4 separate regions of the Homo sapiens genome follow, and all the other regions are linked to region 2. Evidence: read pairs that join two places in POLR2A ChIA-PET (ENCODE). Cell type or tissue: MCF 10A. All regions are shown on one strand.

The links. Peaks named below come from ENCODE experiments on the same cell type or tissue, not always from the same donor. Only the 100,000 strongest peaks of a DNase experiment are listed, where the experiment ranks them.
Region 1: POLR2A ChIA-PET joins it to region 2 with 22 read pairs; 7 of 35 experiments call an interaction of 5 or more read pairs at or near these places.
Region 3: POLR2A ChIA-PET joins it to region 2 with 16 read pairs; 3 of 35 experiments call an interaction of 5 or more read pairs at or near these places.
Region 4: POLR2A ChIA-PET joins it to region 2 with 12 read pairs; 7 of 35 experiments call an interaction of 5 or more read pairs at or near these places.

The regions. Positions count from the first base shown.
Region 1 is chr16:68,642,114-68,647,113 of GRCh38, forward strand. It overlaps CDH3 (cadherin 3), which reads left to right and starts at 3,197. Exons shown (of 16, transcript NM_001793.6): 1 at 3,197-3,311; 2 at 3,523-3,637. The coding sequence starts at 3,267. CDH3-AS1 (CDH3 antisense RNA 1) reads right to left here and starts at 4,088. Exons shown (of 2, transcript NR_186394.1): 1 at 3,867-4,088; 2 at 2,135-3,627. RefSeq lists an enhancer at 3,177-3,701. In MCF 10A, no CTCF peak of the experiment used is centred here; DNase peaks (open chromatin) are centred at 2,848, 3,108 and 4,168.
Region 2 is chr16:68,587,697-68,592,696 of GRCh38, forward strand. No RefSeq gene overlaps it. Among named protein-coding and RNA genes, the nearest start is that of ZFP90, 51 kb to the left of the region's middle. In MCF 10A, CTCF peaks have their summits at 2,952 (motif pointing right) and 4,995 (motif pointing left); a DNase peak (open chromatin) is centred at 3,005.
Region 3 is chr16:68,663,257-68,668,256 of GRCh38, forward strand. All of the region lies in intron 2 of CDH3 (cadherin 3), which reads left to right. Among named protein-coding and RNA genes, the nearest start is that of CDH3-AS1, 20 kb to the left of the region's middle. In MCF 10A, no CTCF peak of the experiment used is centred here; a DNase peak (open chromatin) is centred at 2,485.
Region 4 is chr16:68,656,114-68,661,113 of GRCh38, forward strand. The region is part of intron 2 of CDH3 (cadherin 3); the gene reads left to right. Among named protein-coding and RNA genes, the nearest start is that of CDH3-AS1, 12 kb to the left of the region's middle. RefSeq lists an enhancer at 1,946-2,446. In MCF 10A, no CTCF peak of the experiment used is centred here; DNase peaks (open chromatin) are centred at 2,648 and 4,308.

The sequences.
Region 1 (5,000 bases), 54 kb after region 2:
GCTATCCTCCCGCCTTAGCCTTCTGAGTAGCTGGGACTACAGGCCCGTGCCAGCAAGCCTGGCTAATTTTTTTTTTTGTATTTTTTGTAGAGACAGGGGTCTCGCTGTGTTGCCCAGGCTGGTGTCAAACTCCTGGGCTCATCCACCCACCTCAGCCTTCTAAATGGGATTACAGGCGTGAACCACTGCCCACTGCGCCGGGCCCCCCTGTCCTTGTTCTTGTACACGGTACATGTTACCATCTAACATATTATATTTCCACGTATTTTTTCACTTTCCTCTACCCTCCACACTCTGGATGGCAAGTCCGAAGGCGCAGGGATGTTTGTTCACTGTTGTATCTTAAGTGGTTGGCACATCGCCGGCTGTCAGCAAATGTTTTTGAAATGAATGAATGAGTGAATGACCGACAAGGGGAGCTAAGGGGAAGGCAGCGGTGCGGTCCGCGTCGCAGGCAGAAGAGCTGACTCTCCAATCTCCGCTCCTCTCTCCGCCCCCGTCCGGAATGCTGAGTGCCCGAGAAGGAGGCGGAAATGAGCGCGCTCAACAGCCCACCAGCCGGGTGTTTACTTAATTAGGGCCTGCATCCCGAGGCTCGTTTGTGTTTAACCGTCCGCCTAATGGCTTCGTCTGGCTCCGGGCGGGCGCGGGGGAACCTGCGAGGCGAGCGTAGGCCTGGCCACCCTGTCCCGCCGGGGGCCCACTCCATTGCGCCGCGCGGGTGCGCGTAGACCTGACCTCCCCTCGGGCATAAAAAGCGCCCTGCGGGAGATCCAGGCCGGGAGGGCGCGGAGCTCAGCGAGCAGCCCCAGGCTTTCCCAACCGCGTGGTCCACCCCCAGCCTCAGTCCCAGCCCCAGCTGCTGGGCTCACCCGCCGGCTAAGGGAATGCTCCCGAGATACCAGATGCCAGTTGCTCGTTGTACCCTCAGCCATGAAATTGGAGGATTACAACGCTTCTCATTCTCTTAATTCAGGGGATGTGGGGATGCTAGAAAGAGAGACGGCTCGCCAGACATCTGAGAGCAATAATACCAGGCAGCATTTGGGCACTTGCTGTGTGCCAGATATGATGTTTAGCGTTTTAAACCTTCTAATTTATTTAATACTCATCTATGAGAGGGTAAAATACTAAGATCATAACAGCCCCATTTGACAGATGCAGAACTGAGGCCCAGGGGGTTTATTTTACTTCCCCGAGGCTTCAGCGCTACTAAGGGGTGGGACCTGGATTTGAACCCAGGTGGGGCCGGCCTTAAGGGCCCATGCTAGGCCTGAGAGAGCAAGACCCCCACCCTCGCAACGCAAGCAATCCATGGCTTAGCCACAGGCCTGGCGGGGAGGAGGACGGATAGATTACCAGGTTAGCCCTGGAAGGTCAAAGAATCTGTCATTTAAAACTCCAGGCTGGGCCCCGTTTCTCACGCCTGTAATCCCAGCACTTTAGGAGGCCAAGGGAAGCGGATCACTTGAGGTCGGGAGTTCGAGACCAGCCTGGCCAATATAGCGAAATCCCGTCTCTACTAAAAATACAAAAATTAGCCTGGTGTGGTAGTGGGCGCCTGTAGTCCCAGCTACTCGGGAGGCTGAGGCAGGAGAGTCGCTTGAACCTGGGAGGCGGAGGTTGCAGTGAGCAGAGATGACGCCACCGTACTGGACGACAGTGAGACTCCATCTCAAAAAAACAAACAAAACAAAAAAACCTCTCCAGTCTCCAGTCCGTTCCTCAAACCCCTAAATCTGAGCTGGGGACGGGGAGGGAGAAGGACCAGGAGGTGGCATCCAGGGCTTCTCAAGGCAGCAGCAGAAGGTGAAGGAGGAGTGAGGGGACAGGTGAGAGAGACTGACCGGGAAAGCTCAGCTCCGTGGGGAAGGGCTTGTGGGGTAGTGATTGAGACTCAGGACCGTTTTCATGGCCAGAGCCCACTTGTGTGCAGCAAGAGGAAAGCACTTCGTGTCTAACGTAGTGGAATGAGAGTAACGTAGAAGAACAACGAATCCCAGGTCTGGCGTTTATCTCCTAGGAAGGGTGTGGGAGAGCTGTTTTCCAAGGGAGACTCTCTGGAGGCTGCTTTGCGCAGCAAGCAGTTTTTACCCAGATTATATACAGTATTTCAGACCAATTTCAAAACCTCTGCGTTTTAAAAATTGTCTTTATTTACATTTTACAGAAAGTTGAGAAAGTGTTATTTATATGGGGGGTAGGGGTGCTGGAGATTATGAGACTAATAACAACCCTCTTAGCTCGCACCCTTTGGCACCACTACAGCTTCCAAACTCTGGGACTTTCTCGACTAGCTTCCCTTTGTTTAGCTGTGAAATGGAAGAAGCGGTCCGGGTGTGGCGGCTCATGCCTGTAACCTGAGCACTCTGGGAGGCGGAGGATCGCTTGAGTCCAGAAGTTCAAGACCAGCTTGGGCAACATAGGGTGACCCTCCACCCTCCCCCCGCCCCACCACATCGCTACAAAAAATTTTTAAAAATTAGCCGGGTGTGGTGGCGCAAGCCTGTAGTCTCAGCGGGAGCTGAGGGAGGAGAATCGCTTCAGCCCGGGAGGTCGAGGCTGTAGTGAGCCGAGATCGCGCTACTGCACTCCTGGGCGACAGAGCGAGACCCTGTCTCCAAAAAAAAAAAAAAAAGAAAAAAGAGGAAGTTGTATCCAATTCAGAAACGCGGTCCTTCGGGACCTGCTAGTTTTATACCCCGGAGGATCCTCCCCGGCGGGCTGGCACGGGAGGTGGAGAAAGAGGCTTGGGCGGCCCCGCTGTAGCCGCGTGTGGGAGGACGCACGGGCCTGCTTCAAAGCTTTGGGATAACAGCGCCTCCGGGGGATAATGAATGCGGAGCCTCCGTTTTCAGTCGACTTCAGATGTGTCTCCACTTTTTTCCGCTGTAGCCGCAAGGCAAGGAAACATTTCTCTTCCCGTACTGAGGAGGCTGAGGAGTGCACTGGGTGTTCTTTTCTCCTCTAACCCAGAACTGCGAGACAGAGGCTGAGTCCCTGTAAAGAACAGCTCCAGAAAAGCCAGGAGAGCGCAGGAGGGCATCCGGGAGGCCAGGAGGGGTTCGCTGGGGCCTCAACCGCACCCACATCGGTCCCACCTGCGAGGGGGCGGGACCTCGTGGCGCTGGACCAATCAGCACCCACCTGCGCTCACCTGGCCTCCTCCCGCTGGCTCCCGGGGGCTGCGGTGCTCAAAGGGGCAAGAGCTGAGCGGAACACCGGCCCGCCGTCGCGGCAGCTGCTTCACCCCTCTCTCTGCAGCCATGGGGCTCCCTCGTGGACCTCTCGCGTCTCTCCTCCTTCTCCAGGTACTCCACAGCCTCGCCGTGGCCCCGACCGGGACCGCTCCCTGGGGGGCGGGCGGGGTCCGCATGGGGCAGTGGCGTCGGGGAGAGCGCGGGGCTGCGCTCCCTGGGGCCAAGGGAGTCCCGGAAGGCCCGTGAGGACCCTGCGGTGTGGGGAGTGCAGGGCCGGGCACGCCTGGACCCAGCCTCCTTCACTCTCTGCCCTCGGGCGCAGGTTTGCTGGCTGCAGTGCGCGGCCTCCGAGCCGTGCCGGGCGGTCTTCAGGGAGGCTGAAGTGACCTTGGAGGCGGGAGGCGCGGAGCAGGAGCCCGGCCAGGCGCTGGGGAAAGGTAAGATCCTCAGGGTGGAACCGCAGGGTAGGGGCCGCACGTGACCATTTTGGTGTGGACCGCGCGAGGGGTGTTCGGGCCGGGGCAAGGGACTCCTGGCGCCACCTCAGTTCCCGGGGAGGCGCAGAACGCGCCTCGGGGGCTGGGATTGGGGGTGGTGGCTGACGGAGAAGGCTGGGCAGCAGAGCGCCTATGACATCCAGCCCCTTGTCCGGTAGCCACTGCTTACCTTGACCCCCTCCTCCGAGATGCCGGATGGCTGAGCCCCTCACCCAGTCTCGACGTGGGAAGTTCTCCCCCGCTGGCCCCAGCAGAGGAATGCGCCGGCCACATTCTTCCCCCAACCCGCGCGCAGGTGTGGGGATGAGCCGTGCCCCGGGCAGCCCCCTTCGCCCCTCTCGGGCCCCCTTTGTGAACCGTGCTTTGTGTCTCCGACAGACAGACCGGGTCTGTTTCTTTTCTCCGAGCTTCCCTACCCCGCCCCCCTTCTTCCTCGGCAGCTGGAATGCACTCTTAACCCTGCTCTTCCCGGAGGGCCTGCGCCCTTGTAGCCTGCCTGGAAACTGGGCCCTGGCACACCTGGGCTGGGGCCATCACGTACGGGAACCACCCCGCCCCCAGCGTCTGGGGCCTGGGATGCTAGGTCACTGGGGGGAGTTTGAGGGGGACAGTGTCCCAAGCTGGCAGGCCTGGGGCTATGGGGGCGATGGACGGGAGATCAAAGCACATTTTTGATCCCTCAGTTACTCCTACCCCCCCCCTCCCCGCCCCAAGTTCAAAAACCTGAGGGGGTGGGCGGTGCAACGTTAGTGAGGAGAACCAGTGTGTTATGAGACCCAGGCGGTTGGTTGCTGGCTAGTGGAGGGCTTTCTCCCTCTAGGTTAAGAGGACAATGGATGGGGGCTCCAGCAAGGGTTGAAACCTAGTTCTTAAACGGGTATAACCCTGGATCCTTGGGTCGGGTTTCAGAGGATCCTTACACTGAAATTTTTGGGAACTTGAGTATTCATTTTTAGGGGGAAGGAACCGTGGCTTACCTGGCCTTCAAAACACTGAGAACCCTTGCTACCTAGCATTCTTCTAAAGTCTCCATCAACTTATCCCTCACCCCAGGCACAAACTCCCACTGCTTGAATGTGGGGCTGTCAATGCCTAGGGGACAGAGTGGCTCTCTTTTATTTCTCCAAAAGAGGATTGAGGACCTTGAGTCTGTGGAGGCCCTTTTTAAAAAAATTCTTTCTGCAAATAACTGCAGATTGACAAAACAATTAACACCCAGGCTAGGCTAGGCTCCTTAAACCCTTGGCTGTAGGGAGCTGAGGAGAGGCATTAAGAAGCCATGCCTCATAAACTTTAAATTCTT
Region 2 (5,000 bases):
TTGCTTGTCTATAAAGTATTTTATTTCTCCTTCACTTATGAAGCTTAGTTTGGCTGGATATGAAATTCTGGGTTGAAAATTCTTTTCTTTAAGAATGTTGAATATTGGCCCCCACTCTCTTCTGGCTTGTAGGGTTTCTGCCGAGAGATCCGCTGTTAGTCTGATGGGCTTTCCTTTGAGGGTAACCCGACCTTTCTCTCTGGCTGCCCTTAACATTTTTTCCTTCATTTCAACTTTGGTGAATCTGACAATTATGTGTCTTGGAGTTGCTCTTCTTGAGGAGTATCTTTGTGGCGTTCTCTGTATTTCCTGAATCTGAACGTTGGCCTGCCTTGCTAGATTGGGGAAGTTCTCCTGGATAATATCCTGCAGAGTGTTTTCCAACTTGGTTCCATTCTCCACATCACTTTCAGGTACACCAATCAGACGTAGATTTGGTCTTTTCACATAGTCCCATATTTCTTGGAGGCTTTGCTCATTTCTTTTTATTCTTTTTTCTCTAAACTTCCCTTCTCGCTTCATTTCATTCATTTCATCTTCCATTGCTGATACCCTTTCTTCCAGTTGATCGCATCGGCTCCTGAGGCTTCTGCATTCTTCACGTAGTTCTCGAGCCTTGGTTTTCAGCTCCATCAGCTCCTTTAAGCACTTCTCTGTATTGGTTATTCTAGTTATACATTCTTCTAAATTTTTTTCAAAGTTTTCAACTTCTTTGCCTTTGGTTTGAATGTCCTCCCGTAGCTCAGAGTAATTTGATCGTCTGAAGCCTTCTTCTCTCAGCTCGTCAAAATCATTCTCCATCCAGCTTTGTTCTGTTGCTGGTGAGGAACTGCGTTCCTTTGGAGGAGGAGAGGCGCTCTGCGTTTTAGAGTTTCCAGTTTTTCTGTTCTGTTTTTCCCCCATCTTTGTGGTTTTATCTACTTTTGGTCTTTGATGATGGTGATGTACAGATGGGTTTTCGGTGTAGATGTCCTTTCTGGTTGTTAGTTTTCCTTCTAACAGACAGGACCCTCAGCTGCAGGTCTGTTGGAATACCCTGCCGTGTGAGGTGTCAGTGTGCCCCTGCTGGGGGGTGCCTCCCAGTTAGGCTGCTCGGGGGTCAGGGGTCAGGGACCCACTTGAGGAGGCAGTCTGCCCATTCTCAGATCTCCAGCTGCGTGCTGGGAGAACCACTGCTCTCTTCAAAGCTGTCAGACAGGGACACTTAAGTCTGCAGAGGTTACTGCTGTCTTTTTGTTTGTCTGTGCCCTGCCCCCAGAGGTGGAGCCTACAGAGGCAGGCAGGCCTCCTTGAGCTGTGGTGGGCTCCACCCAGTTCGAGCTTCCCTGCTGCTTTGTTTACCTAAGCAAGCCTGGGCAATGGCGGGCGCCCCTCCCCCAGCCTCGTTGCCGCCTTGCAGTTTGATCTCAGACTGCTGTGCTAGCAATCAGCGAGATTCCGTGGGCGTAGGACCCTCTGAGCCAGGTGTGGGATATAGTCTCGTGGTGCGCCGTTTCTTAAGTCGGTCTGAAAAGCGCAATATTCGGGTGGGAGTGACCCGATTTTCCAGGTGCGTCCGTCACCCCTTTCTTTGACTCGGAAAGGGAACTCCCTGACCCCTTGCGCTTCCCAGGTGAGGCAATGCCTCGCCCTGCTTCGGCTCGCGCACGGTGCGCACACACACTGGCCTGCGCCCACTGTCTGGCACTCCCTAGTGAGATGAACCCGGTACCTCAGATGGAAATGCAGAAATCACCCGTCTTCTGCGTCACTCACGCTGGGAGCTGTAGACCGGAGCTGTTCCTATTCGGCCATCTTGGCTCCTCCCTCGCATTTTTCATTTTTCAATTCAACAGCATTGTTTGTCGTCTTTCTCCCTCCCTGCACGCTGAGGTCTTAGTTCAGGGTCTTGCACTTAGTAGGTGTTCAATAAACATTTATAAACGGAATAAACAGACAATCCCAGCATTGCTCAATACTATTCCAGTCAATACTCCTTGCTCTCTGAGTGACCTGGGACAAAACCTTCTTTTTTTAGAGACAGGGTCTCACTCTTGTCACCCAGGCTGGGGTGCAGTGGCGTAATCACGGCTCACTGCAGCCTCGACCTCCCCAGGCTCAAGTGATTCTCCTAGCTCAGCCTCCCAAGTAGCTGGGACTACAGGTACTGCCACCACTCCTGGCTAATTTTTTATTTTTTATAGAGACGAGGGTCTCACTATATTGCCCAGGTTGGTCTCAAACTTTTGGGCTCAAGCCATCCTTCTGCCTCAGCCTCTGAGTAGCTAGGACTATAGATGCGAGCCACCATGTCCAGCAAATTTCTTAAGCTCTCTGTACTTAAGTTTCCTCAACGGTAAAATGGCCGTCTTAATAGAATGTAACCTGTAGGGCTGTTGCAGATTAAATGGGTTAATATGTTGCACTATGTGTGGCCCATGGTCAGCACTATAGATGTGTCTTGCTATTATTTTGTTATCATCATCACATGTGGAAAGTAAACAAACAAAAAACAGGTGTACTGTCGTGGGCCATGCATTGGACCTGGAGTTAGAAGGTGCAACTCTAGCTGTGCAGTCTTTGCTAGTTAAAACACAGGCCCCAGGCCAGGTGAGGTGGCTCACACGTGGGATCCCAGGACTTTGGGAGGCCAAGGCAGGAGGATCCCTTGAGGCCAGGAGTTCAAGACCAGCCTGGGCAATCTGCATTCCCTTTCTGAGCCTGAGTTTTTCTGTAAAATGGGGGCTACCATAATCTCACCTATTAAAGCTGATGTGAGGATTAAGTGAGTTAATAGCTACAGAGCACCTGCACCTGCACCGTGCTCAGCTCATAGTAGTTGCTTTTTACAATGTGCTAACCCAAGGTGAACAGGCTAGGATTCTGCGGGCGCTGGCCTGCCAGGAGCTCTCCCGGGAGCCTCCAGGAGCGAGGGTTGCAGGACCCCTTCCACCTCCCTGCTGGGCGCCGCGTGCTTGCCTGGTGGCCACCGGGGGGCGGTGATGCGCCGTGAAGGGCTCCCAGGACTGCAGAGCTCGTAGCCGCCCGGCCGCAGGAAGCCTGCAAGAGGCGAGCTTGTTTGGCTTCCTCTCCTTTTCTTCCTTCTTTTCTCCCTTCCCTCCTTTAAACGACGCTGGAATTTCTCCTTCTCTGATGAGATACCTGCTCTTGGCGACGTCCATCCACAGGTCACAGGTCCTGTATGCAAGAAGAAGAGATATGGGGCACCCGGCAACAGCAGGGATCAGGTTGAGCATCAGAAATAATGAGACCTGGCTGGGCACGCTGGCTCACGCCTGTAATCCTAACACTTTGGAGGCCGAGGCGGGTGGATCACCTGAGGTCAGGAGTTTGAGACTAGCCTGGCCAACATGGCGAAACCCTGTCTTTGCCAAAAAATACAAAAATTAGCTGGGCGTGGTGGCAGGTGGGTGTAATCTCAGCTACTCAGGAGGCTGAGGCAGGAGAATCCCCACTTCACTCCAGACTGGCCGAAAGAGTGAAACTCCATCTCTAAATAAATAAATTAAATAAATAAATAAAACAACGAGACCTGCAAATCCACACATCCGAGGGGCCCGTGGTGGGATGCAGGAGCAGCCGGCATCCCCACGAGCAAAGCATTAGTTTTTCCTCGCAGCTAATTATTTTGAAAAACTTCATACCCACAGAAATGCTTTAAAATTGTACAGTCAACAAACACCTTTATTTCTCCCATTTGGATTCATCAGTTGTCAACACATTTTGCCACGCATTTCATTGTATTTTTATTTTCTTGACTGCACCATTTGAGAGTTACTTGGAGACATCCTGACACTTCATCCCTGAATACTTCAGCCTGTATCTCTGTAGGCAACCGCAATGCCATTATCACACTTAAAAAGCTCAACCTTGATATAACGCTATTATCTCACCGATACATACTCAAATGTCCCGTTGTCTCATTTATATCCTGTGTAGCTGTGGTTTTATTTGTGATCCAAGAGCCAATCAATGTTCACATCATTTTTTCTTTCATGACATTTTTAAAGAATCCAGGCAGTTGTCTTGTAAAAGGTCCCACAATTGGAATTTGTCCTGTTTATTATTCATGGTTATATTCAGGCAAGTCGTTTTGGTAACCATATTACATAGGCCTTGTTATCTATTTCCCATTATATCATATCAGGAGGCCCATTGGGTAGGTTTGTGCTATTTTGTGACGCTAAGTTTGATCACTGGGCTATCTGTGACAGTTTCCTGTCCTTCCTTCTATCCAACCCCGCCACCCAAAAAAAAAAAAACCAAACCAAATCTGACATCACAAGAAGCAACAAGCTACATCTAAGATGTGGGACAAATAGCCCAATAAACCCAGGGTCACCCAGGCCTCCCTGCTGCCTTTCAAAAAACCTGGGCACATTCCTGCCACAGGAACTTTGCACTTGCTATTCCTGACACGCGTAATGTTCCCCATGAAGAGCATGGTTTCCTCCCTCATCCTCAAGTCTTTGTTCAAATATCAGCTTTTCAGCAAGACCTTCATTAACTAGTCTAGCCCCCAGTATGGTTTGGCTGTGTCCCCACCCAAATCTCATCTTGAATTGTAGCTCCCATAATTTCCATGTGTTATGGGAGGGACCATGTGGGAGATAATTGAATCATGGGGGCAGTTTCCCCCATACTATTCTTGTGGTAGTGAATAAGTCTCACGAGATCTGATGGTTTTATAAGGGGTTTCCTTTTTTGTTGGCTCTCATTCTCTCTCTTGCCTGCCGCCATGTAAGACATGCCTTTCACCTTCCACCATGATCATGAGGCCTCCCCAGCCACGAGGAACTGTGAGTCCATTAAACCTATTTTTCTTTATAAATTACCCAGTCTTGGATATATCTTTATCAACAGTGTGAAAACAGACTAATACACCCCCTTACCCTGCTCTACTTTTTCCCCATAGCAATTATCACCTCCTGACATGTCATATAATTGACTTATTATATTTGCTGTCTGTCTCCCTCTGGTGGTGTGTAAACTCTGTCAGC
Region 3 (5,000 bases), 76 kb after region 2:
CTCAGTCACCCAGGCTGGAGTGCAGTGGCACGATCTCAGCTCACTGCAACCTCCGTCTCTGCCTCCCGGGTTCACGCCATTCTCCTGCCTCAGCCTCCCAAGTAGCTGGGACTACAGATGCCCGCCATGATGCCCGGCTAACTTTTTTTTTGTATTTTTAGTAGAGACGGTGTTTCACCACGTTAGCCAGGATGGTCTCGATCTCCTGACCCCGAGATCCACCCGCCTCGGCCTCCCAAAGTGCTGGGATTACAGGCGTGAGCCACCACGCCTGGCCGAAAGTGACCTTATTTCATTTTTTTCAAATGTACTATGCTGTTGCATTTTTAAGAGATTCATCTTTTTAAATGGAGATTTTTGCACCCATTTATACTAAAGATGATGTTGTATGCACTAAGGTGGTGGGGGTAGAGATGGAAGGGGCCTAAGTCTTGGTGGGTGATAGTCTGGGAAGGGAAGCTCTAAGGGAGAAATGGTCAAGGAAGAAGCAGCTGCTAGCTAAACCATATGCCAGGCATTATGCTAAGTATTTTTTTTAATCAGATATTTTATTTTTTATTTTATTTTATTTTATTATACTTTAAGTTTTAGGGTACATGTGCACAATGTGCAGGTTAGTTACATATGTATACATGTGCCATGCTGGTGTGCTGCACCCATTAACTCGTCATTTAGCTTTAGGTATATCTCCTAAAGCTATCCCTCCCCCCTCCCCCACTATGCTAAGTATTAACTCATTCAACTGAGGTAGATATTAGCATTATTCCCATTTCATAGCTGAGGAAACAGGCCCAGAGAGGTTAGCCAACTTGCCCAAAGTCAGTGTGGGCCTGGTAATTGAGCCCAGGCACTCTGGCTCCAGACTCTGGGCTGCTTCTGATGCCCGGATTCTGTTCTCAAGCTGAGTACATGATATGCTATTCCCTGGGGGAGAATGCTGGAAAAAGACCATATTTGGGTTAAGTAAAGATCGTGAATTTAAGTTTTGACATACTGATTTCAGGATATCTTGAAAGCATCCAAAAGAGATACTGAATAGACAGATATAACTTTTGGTCAGAGGAAGGATCTGGATATTTAAATTTTTGATATGTGGTCTGAAGTGCCATCAAAAGCCATACCAATTTACCTTCTCATGAGAAATAAATGAGAGAATCAAGAACTTTAAAAAAAAGCAACAAACTGCTTTCCCCAGATGCACTTCCAGAAGCTGACTCAGTAGAAGTGATAGGTGGGCGGTCGGCAGGGAATCTGGATTTTTTAAATTGTTTGCCAGATGATTCTATCAGCTATGTTTGGGAATCACTGCTCTGTGACAACATTAAGCCCTCTTTGAAGAGCTAAATGTATAGAAAGGAACAAACTGGTGAGATGTGAATGAAAGAAGCATAGCATTTTATTGATATTATTATTATTATTTTGAGACAGGGTCTCTCTCTGTTGCCCAGGCTGGAGTGCATGGTGTGATCACGACTCACTGCAGCCTTGATCTCCCAGGCTCAGGTGATCCTCCCACCTCAGCCTCTCAAGTAGCTGGGACCACAGGCATGCACTATCACTCCCAGCTAATTTTGGTAGAGATGGGGTTTCGCCATGTTGCCCAGGCTGGTCTCAAACTCCTGGACTTAAGTGACCCACCCGCCTTGGCCTCCCAAAGTGCTAGAATTACAGGCATGAGCCACTGTGCCTAGCTGCATGGCATTTGGGATTTAATTTCCTATGCTTGCCTCTATGGCAGTTGATCCTATTTTTAAACTTTCTGCTTATCTTAGGATTCTGAATGGCCTTCACCTTCCTGTCCTTCTGTGTTGCTTTTTAAATCACTGCCCCTGGTTTTTAATACTTTATTGTGCTTTTTAAAGCACAACACAGCTGGGCACAGTGGCTCATGCCTGTAATCCCAGCACTTTGGGAGGCTGAGGCGGGCAGATCATGAGGTCAGGAGATTGAGACCAGCCTGGCTAACATGGTGAAACCTCACGTCTACAAAAGATACAAAAAATTAGCCGGGTGTGGTGGCATGTGCCTGTAGTCCCAGCTACTCGGGAGGCTGAGGCAGGAGAATCACTTGAAACTGGGAGGTTCAAGTGAGCCGAGATCATGCCACTGCACTGCAGCCTGGGTGACAGCGTTAGCCTCTGTCTCAAAAAATAATAAATAAATAAATATAAAGCACAACACATCATATTTGACCCTAACAAGCACCTGGGGGTGTGTGTGTGTGTGTATTCCCATTTTAGAGACTGGAAATTAAGCAGCAATAAATGGCTTACATTTATTGAGTACTTACTGTTAAACAGTTTAGAGATTAAGTGATTGACGCAAGGCTGCAGAGCCAGTACACAGCACTTTTACCTACCAGACCCTTAATTGTTACCACAGCTGTCTCAGGTTGATCACTGGGATCTTTGTTCTGGCATGGTCCTTGAGGATGGTAGCCAGTGAGCCAGACAGCACACCTCATGCTGAGTCAGCCGCGTTCCAAACTCTCAGAGTGCCTAGTTTGGGTTTCACTCTGGGAGGGAAGACTCACCTCCTAAGGGTTATGAGGAACTTGATGAACACAGCAGAGCTTTCGTCAGCCAAAACTCCCCTGGAACTGCTTTCTCCACCCTCAACGACATGGGGTTGCCATATAATTTTTCTAGTCGGGGGAAAAACTCACATCAAATTCTGATTGAAAATCAAATACATGTTTACTGTGGAAAAACTGGAAGGCAAAATGGGGGCCTACCACCCATACGGGACCTTTGTCTTTTCAAAGGAATATTTGAAATCAATCATCCATTTCCCAATCTTTCCACCTGAGTCTTTGTTGAGGGTATCTGATCTGAGGCAGAGGGCCCGAGTCTGAATGATTTCACCACTCACTCTCCAGGCTTGCCTCCCCAGTATCCCAGCTTCCTCTTCTGCTTGGCTGGGTCAGAGAAGGGCTGCAAGCTGAGGCCCTCACACACCCCGTCAGCCCTATCTGTGAGAAGATCCAGGTCCAGGGGGCCTGTGTATAGATGGGTGCCATCCGCCAGGTGTAACTGCACTCCACCTGGGTTCTGTTGCCCTCCAAGAGCTGCTCTGCTTACAGCTCTGGGGAAAAAGGCCTGGACACCCAATAGGTGCACCCAGGGCTCTGGCAGGCCCTTGCAGAGCTGCCCCAAGCTTGCTAGGCAAGGGCAATGGGCCTCCCAGCATGCCCAGGGGTGGGTCCCAAGTGAATCCAGGAGCCCCAAGGCCTCTTGGGATCCCAGCATGTGCAGCCTCTTCCCCCCACCCCACTTTGCTGCCCTATGACCTCTCCCGTGGGTCTCCTCAAAACGGGTCTGGCTCACTGGCCACCATCTTGGTTTTCTTGTGCGTGGAAAATACTTGGTGACGGAGAGAGGCAGACCACAGCCTTGGCACCAGGGCTCAGCCCCTCTCTCTCTCTTCTTTTTGGTACAAGAATAAAACTATAAATATTTTATATAATAATTGTCAGCCTTATGCTATAAATGGCTTTATGACCTGCTTTTTTCCCCCCTCTGCAAAATACTTTTTCCTGGGTAGGTTTTCTTTTATAGTATTTAAGGCTGTAGATTAGGCATTTGGGTGACTGTGGCACAGCATAATTAACTGTTCTGTTGAGAGTTAGGTTGTTGAGACCTTTTTTTGCTTTTTTTCCCTATTAAGCAAGTCACGAACATCCTGGCAGGTATGGTTTTGTCACATCTGGGATGGTATCTTGGCACAATTCCTGGGTCAATGGGCTTGTTTAAGGCATTTTAATTTGCCAGAAAGGTTGTGCCAGTTAATATTCCCCCACCCCTAGCAATATATAGCAGCACCCGGTTCCCAACTGTGACACAGCACTTGCCCTTTTAATTTGTATTTCTTAGTTGGTGAACTTTTTTCTATATGTAGTTTTACTTAGGAAAAATGCCAGAATCTTTCTTCAAGTCACTTCCACCTACTTTTCCCCGGTGCCCTCTTATCCCAATCCCTTAACAGAAGGTAGTGATAGCTATAAGGACAAATTTGTTTGTTTTGTGAGCTAGGTATGTCCCTAAAGCAAGCTAGAATAGAAATTTCCTAGGCAATCTCTTCCCCCAACTCCCCAGGCTGCCTTTTGGCCACAATATGTTTAAGATGATGTTTTCCTTTTCCTCTAGTCAAAATACCCAGAGATCAGTAGGGAAATTGGTGGAGAGTGATCACTTGATGGACATTTTGTCTACGGAAAGATGGGTGGTTTTATTTTGCCAGAACATCCAGTAATGTTGGACATCAGGACCAGATAGCACCTCCAGGAAGAGACAAGCTCCTGACCTTCAAGGGTATTCCCTTGGGAGTATGGAGGTGTCTAGGCAAATTCCAACCTAAAAGCAGGCCTGGAACATAAGAGGAATGAGTTCTTAGCCCAGCATCCATCAATTCTTATAAGTCTATTTAAAAAGCTTTCTTTTCCCAATAGCTCTAGTACCCCAGGGACCAAACTCTTCTTGCCCAAGTTTTATTAGTGGCGCCAGTTCAGGACCCGAGGCCAGGCTTGGCAGGATGATCTTTAGAGAGGAGCTTTGAACATAGGCCAGAGACTCCTGGTTTCCATTGGATGTCTTCTATCGAGTGCAGATACATAGAGCTCTGGCTTTTTTGTTGTTAATTTCTCTTTTTATTTATTTTTACCTATAATGTGTCCTATGATATTAATTGTTAATTTCTCTAGAAGCAGCCTCAGGTTACTGATTCCCTTTTTCCCTTCCCCGACAGTATTTTAGGGAATGTACATTTAGGCTCAGTGCTAAAAGCTGTCCATTTATATTGGTAGAGCAGGCACCTCTTCATCAGGTTCATTGACCTTGTAATTCAGAATCCTTGTGGGAGAAACTGAGGCTAATGCGGTCAAATGACTGTCTGAAGCCCTGGATGGGTGTGGAAGAAAGAGCTATGTTTAGGCTTTCATTTTCCAGCCTTAAATTCTGAACTATTGCCCCATGTGCTCATCATCAAGTTGCCCCAGAAAGAGT
Region 4 (5,000 bases), 68 kb after region 2:
GCCAGTGAGGCATAGGCAGGGTCCAGCCCCGCTTGAAATTTGTCTCACCCCATAACAGAGGCAGCAAAGTGTTTGGGGAAATCCCAGTTGTACCAGTATGGAGACAATGGCTGAAGTCCCAGTTGTACCAGTATGGAGGCCAGGGTCTCTGAAGTCTTCCCTGGAACCAGGATATTGGCCCCCACTCCCAGCAACCCTTCTCAACTCCCCTCCCGATTCTCAGACTGGAGGACCATGTCTGCCTCAGTTGCCTTTTTCTCATTTCATTTAGTCACCTGGCATTGCCAACCCAGGCAGCAGGGCTGGCAAGGAAGGGCTGTGAAAACTCACCACCACCACCCAGATACCACCTAATAGCTTACTGAATTCCAGAATCACACTATGTACTTTATGTAATAAGCCCCTTTAATCCTCCTAAAAGCCCCATGAGGTGGGTGGAATTGGCCCCATTTAACTGGATAGGAAACCTCGGCTTGTCACTTTGTAACTATCTAAGGTCACCCAGCTAATAAATTGTGGTGTCACATTTTGAACACAGGTGTGACCCCCTAAGTATGAGGCACTGACCATTTGGCAATCAGGGTGGGAAAGGGAAAGATATTTGGAGTCTTCTGGCCCCAGCCAAATTAGAGGAAGATTGGAAATAGTTAACTTCTGACCCAAGGGCTTTGAATTCCTATTCTCTCCACAGGCCCCTGCTAATCGCCAGGAGGGTTGGGGTTGGCAGGCACTTCTGCCCAGGACCTCTGGCCTCCCTTTTAAGATATGGGGGAACAGGGAGGGTTCAGATACCAGGTCTGAGAGCACTCAAACTGACAGCCCTCTGCAGAGAACTGTCACCCCACCCCCACCTGCCTCCAGCAGCAAAGACCTCCCACCTCTTGCTCTGGGTAGAAGAGCTTGACAGACCCTTCCTCACTCGCTCCTCCTCCCCCAGCCAAATCTGGGCATCCTCAGGGCTCTGGGTTACCTAGAGCATCAGAGGTCTGCAAATTCCTCCAGCTGACAGAATTCCCTCCAGGCTGCAGCTGCCTCTGTCTGCTGGACTTAAGAGTGTTGGGGACCTGCTGCTTGGGCAGTGAACCAGAATGCCTCACCTGGGGAAAGAAAGCCAAACGGGCTCGGTGTGATGGCTGGCACCTGTAATCCCAGCACTTTGGGAGGCCTAGGCGGGTGGATCACCTGAGCTCGGGAGTTCGAGACCAGCCTGGCCAACATGGTGAAACCCTGTCTCTACTAAAAATATAAAAATTAGCCGGGCATGGTGGCGTGTGCCTGTAATCCCAGCTACTCGGGAGGCTGAGGTAGAAGAATTGCTTGAACCTGGGAGGCAGAGGTTGCAGTGAGCCGAGATCGCACCACTGCACTCCAGCCTGGGCGACAGAGCAAGACTCTGTCTCAAAAAGCCAAACGTCTTCCTTTCTCCCTCGACCCCATCTTTGAACTCAGGACTCTGGCTCTGTGGCTGTCTAACATCTGAGGAGAGGGCTCAGAGCCAAGGCCACAGAGCTAGGAGGTGGGAGGGCTGGTGGGCTGCCTCCCTTCGTGAGAGCCTCTCCAGGTGCTACTGAACCCCAAGAGGAAAGATCTGTTTTTCCCTAGGACTCTGAGGCATCTTAGGGCTAAATGGGGAGATGGGGAATGGGGAGGTATAATCCCAGGCCCTCTTCTTCTCCTTCAATCTCAGTAGCCCCCCTTTTGTTGAAGACCACTTTAAAGTTGGAAGTTACCTATTAGCAAGAGACCTTGACAACCTGTGTTGTACGCTAGGAGGAGTAGAAGGTATTTTTGCTTGAGTTCTTACTCTAGGGTCTCACATTCGCTTTAGGAAGTCGTTGATCCCCAGGAATTAACCGTGCCTAAGAGTGCATGCGCATCTTTCTAAGAAGTCTCCTCCTTCAAATTTGGGGACCACAGGTATTCCCCATATCTCCCAGTCTTTTTCTTTCTTTTTTTTTTTTTTTTTTTTAGAGACAGGGTCTCACTATGTTGCCCAGGCTGGTCTTGAACTCCTGGCCTCAAGTGATCCACCCGCCTCAGCACCCCAAAGTTGGGATTTCCTGTGTGAGCCATCATTCCTGGCCCCCAGTCATTTTATAGAGAAGCTAGAACTACTGTTTAGAGAAATGATTTGCACTTGGGTCCATTTGGAAATTCTTCAGACTCTCGTTAAACCCAGCAGTGGGAAGAGACCTAATGGTATATATCCCAGCACAGGCAAGGGAAAAATGGATTCTAAGCTGTTTCTCATCCCAAATGATGTGGCCTGAGGCGAGTTACTGAGTCCAAGCTCCTCAGCCTTGAGGCCCTAACTTCCCTGTGCGTGCATGGGAAATGGCCCTGGAGCTATGAGAGGGCGGCTGGCTGGACTGCTCACTGGCCAGTGAGAGGGCCCAGGTGGAGGGTTCGGCTGCTCTCCTGGGTGTCTTGCTGAAGGCTGACTGCCTTCTGAGCGGCCTTTGCACAGCGTGCCCCATCTTGTTGTAACTTCAGGCAGGGGAGAAACAGCAACTTGTGAGCTCTCCCCACACAAGCCAGGACAGGACGCCAGGCCCACACACTGCCTTCTCCCTGTAGAGTCGCTTCATCCAGGCTTCCCACCGTACTTCGAAACCTGCTCTTCTCTTGTCTTTTATGGTCTTTTTCCGCTTCCAGAAGTCTCCTGCATTCCTCAGCTGGGACTTAGCCCCACTTCAACTGGTTTATCCCTGCTTTTGGCCTCTGAGTCAGTAGTTTGCAAGCTTGGCTGGTGATCAAATTGCCTGGGGAGCTTTTTATTTTTTTATCGTCTCCTCCCCAATGTATACCATTTTATATTGTTTACATAGGGACGGTTGGTTGGTTGGGATTTCAAATTAATACATGAAAATATGTTCACTGTAAAGACACACTTTTTTCAATAAAAATATGTGGCACTTACTATGTGACAGATAAAGTTCTTAGTACTTTATATGCATCAGCTCATTTAATCCTCAAACATCCCTTGAGGGAGGTACTATTGTTGTCCCCGTTTTACAGGTGAGGAAACTGAGGCCAGAGAAGTTAAGTAACTTGCCCAAGATCACACAGCTAAGTAAGTAGTAGAGCTCAGATTCAAACCTAAGCAGACTGAGCTTACACCACTGAACTCTACTGCCTGTCAATAGAAGCAAGTCAGAAATAAACACATGAAGGCTGGGGTATGGTGGCTCACAACTGTAATTCTAGCACTGTGGGAGGTTGAGGTGGGAGGATTGCTTGAACCCAGGAGTTCGAGACCAGCCTGGGCAACATGGTGAGACCCCGGTTTCTACAAAAAATACAAAAATTAGCCAGGCATGGTGGTGCATGCCTGTAGTCCCATCTACTCTACTCAGGTGGCTGGGGCAGGAGAATCGCTTGAACCTGGGAGATGGAGGTTGCAGTGAGCCAAGATCATACGACTGCACTGCACTCCAGCCTGGGCAACAGAGTGAGATGCTGTCTCAAAAAAAAAAAAAAGGATCTTTTGAGCCCGGGAGGCAGAGGTTGCAGTGAGCCAAGATCACACCACTGTACTGTAGCCTGGGTAACAGAGCAAGACCCTGTCTTCAAAAAAAACCAAAAAATAAATAAAGAGAAAAAGAAATAAACACGTGAAATTTCTTCCCCAGTTCTACTCTCTTAAGGGCAAGCACACAGTTACTGATTTTATAAGAATCCTTGTAGACCCTTTTTTTTTTTTTTTGCACAAAAAACTTATGTATGCATACAGGAATTTTAAAAACAAGAATTGGACTATATCATGCATACAAATGTTACTCTGCAGCTCGCTTTTTAACTTAGAATCACAGGCATCTTTCCAGACTGTTAAATACACATCTATCTTGTTTTTAATAGCGCCGTAGTCTTTTACATGGTGAATGTACCATGATTTATTTAGCCAGTCTTCTACTTTTATCTTTTACAGATGTGGTGTAGGGAAGAGTTAACATCAAAATTGTGAAGTGTTTGGATTTTTAGCAATCTAACTATCAGTAATTGCCTTATTAGGAAAGACTGCTGTAGAAAGATGATCGAGTGAACTGTTCATCTTAACATCATCCAGATAAATTGAGCTTTCATGTTTAAACAATACCTTTAATACAGACTCTGCTGTAAACTTAAGGTTACTATACCATTTAAAAATAGTTTTCATACTAACTTTTGTTTTATGACTATCTAAATAATAGTCAATAGTTTCAAAAGCATATGAATTCACCAAAAATCAAAAACTTTTAAATTGCATGACTCAGAAGTAAACTACCACATTCATTCACACTAGCATTATTTTCCCTGGGTGTTGAGAGATTGAGAATGTGTCATCAGTCAATTCAAAGTGCATTTTTTTCTCAAGTTTTTCTTTAGATTTCAAAATCTAGTTAGCAAGCATTTTGCTGAATAAAAGTTGATTTCCAGTCTTAAAGCAGACACTCATTTCTGTTCTTATTTTCCCCCCAAGAGGAGCTTATGAGTTTTTTTCTTAAACTCAAATATTGCTGCACTAAAGCCTAGGACAGGGTGGTTGCATTTATATAAAGGATGCATTCTTGAAAACCACAAATAGGCTGGGCGCTGGGGCTCATGCCTGTAATCCCAGCACTCTGGGAGGCCGAGGCCGGCAGATCACGAGGTCAGGAGATCGAGACTATCCTGGCTAACACAGTGAAACCCCGTCTCTACTAAAAAACACAAAAAATTAGCCGGGCGTAGTGGCAGGCGCCTGTAGTCCCAGCTATTTGGGAGGCTGAGGCAGGAGAATGGCGTGAACCCGGGAGGCAGAGCTTGCAGTGAGCCGAGATCCCGCCACTGCACCCCAGCACTCCAGCCTGGGCAACAGAGCAAGACTCCGTCTCAAAAAAAAAAAAAAAAGAAGAAAATTACAAATAATTCATAATTCCCATGATTCAAGACTTATATTCTCATATGAATACATGTGAAGTGTATGTATGGGGTGGAGGGGCCAAGGGGATGCTTACAATTCACTACTCTCCAGCTTTGAA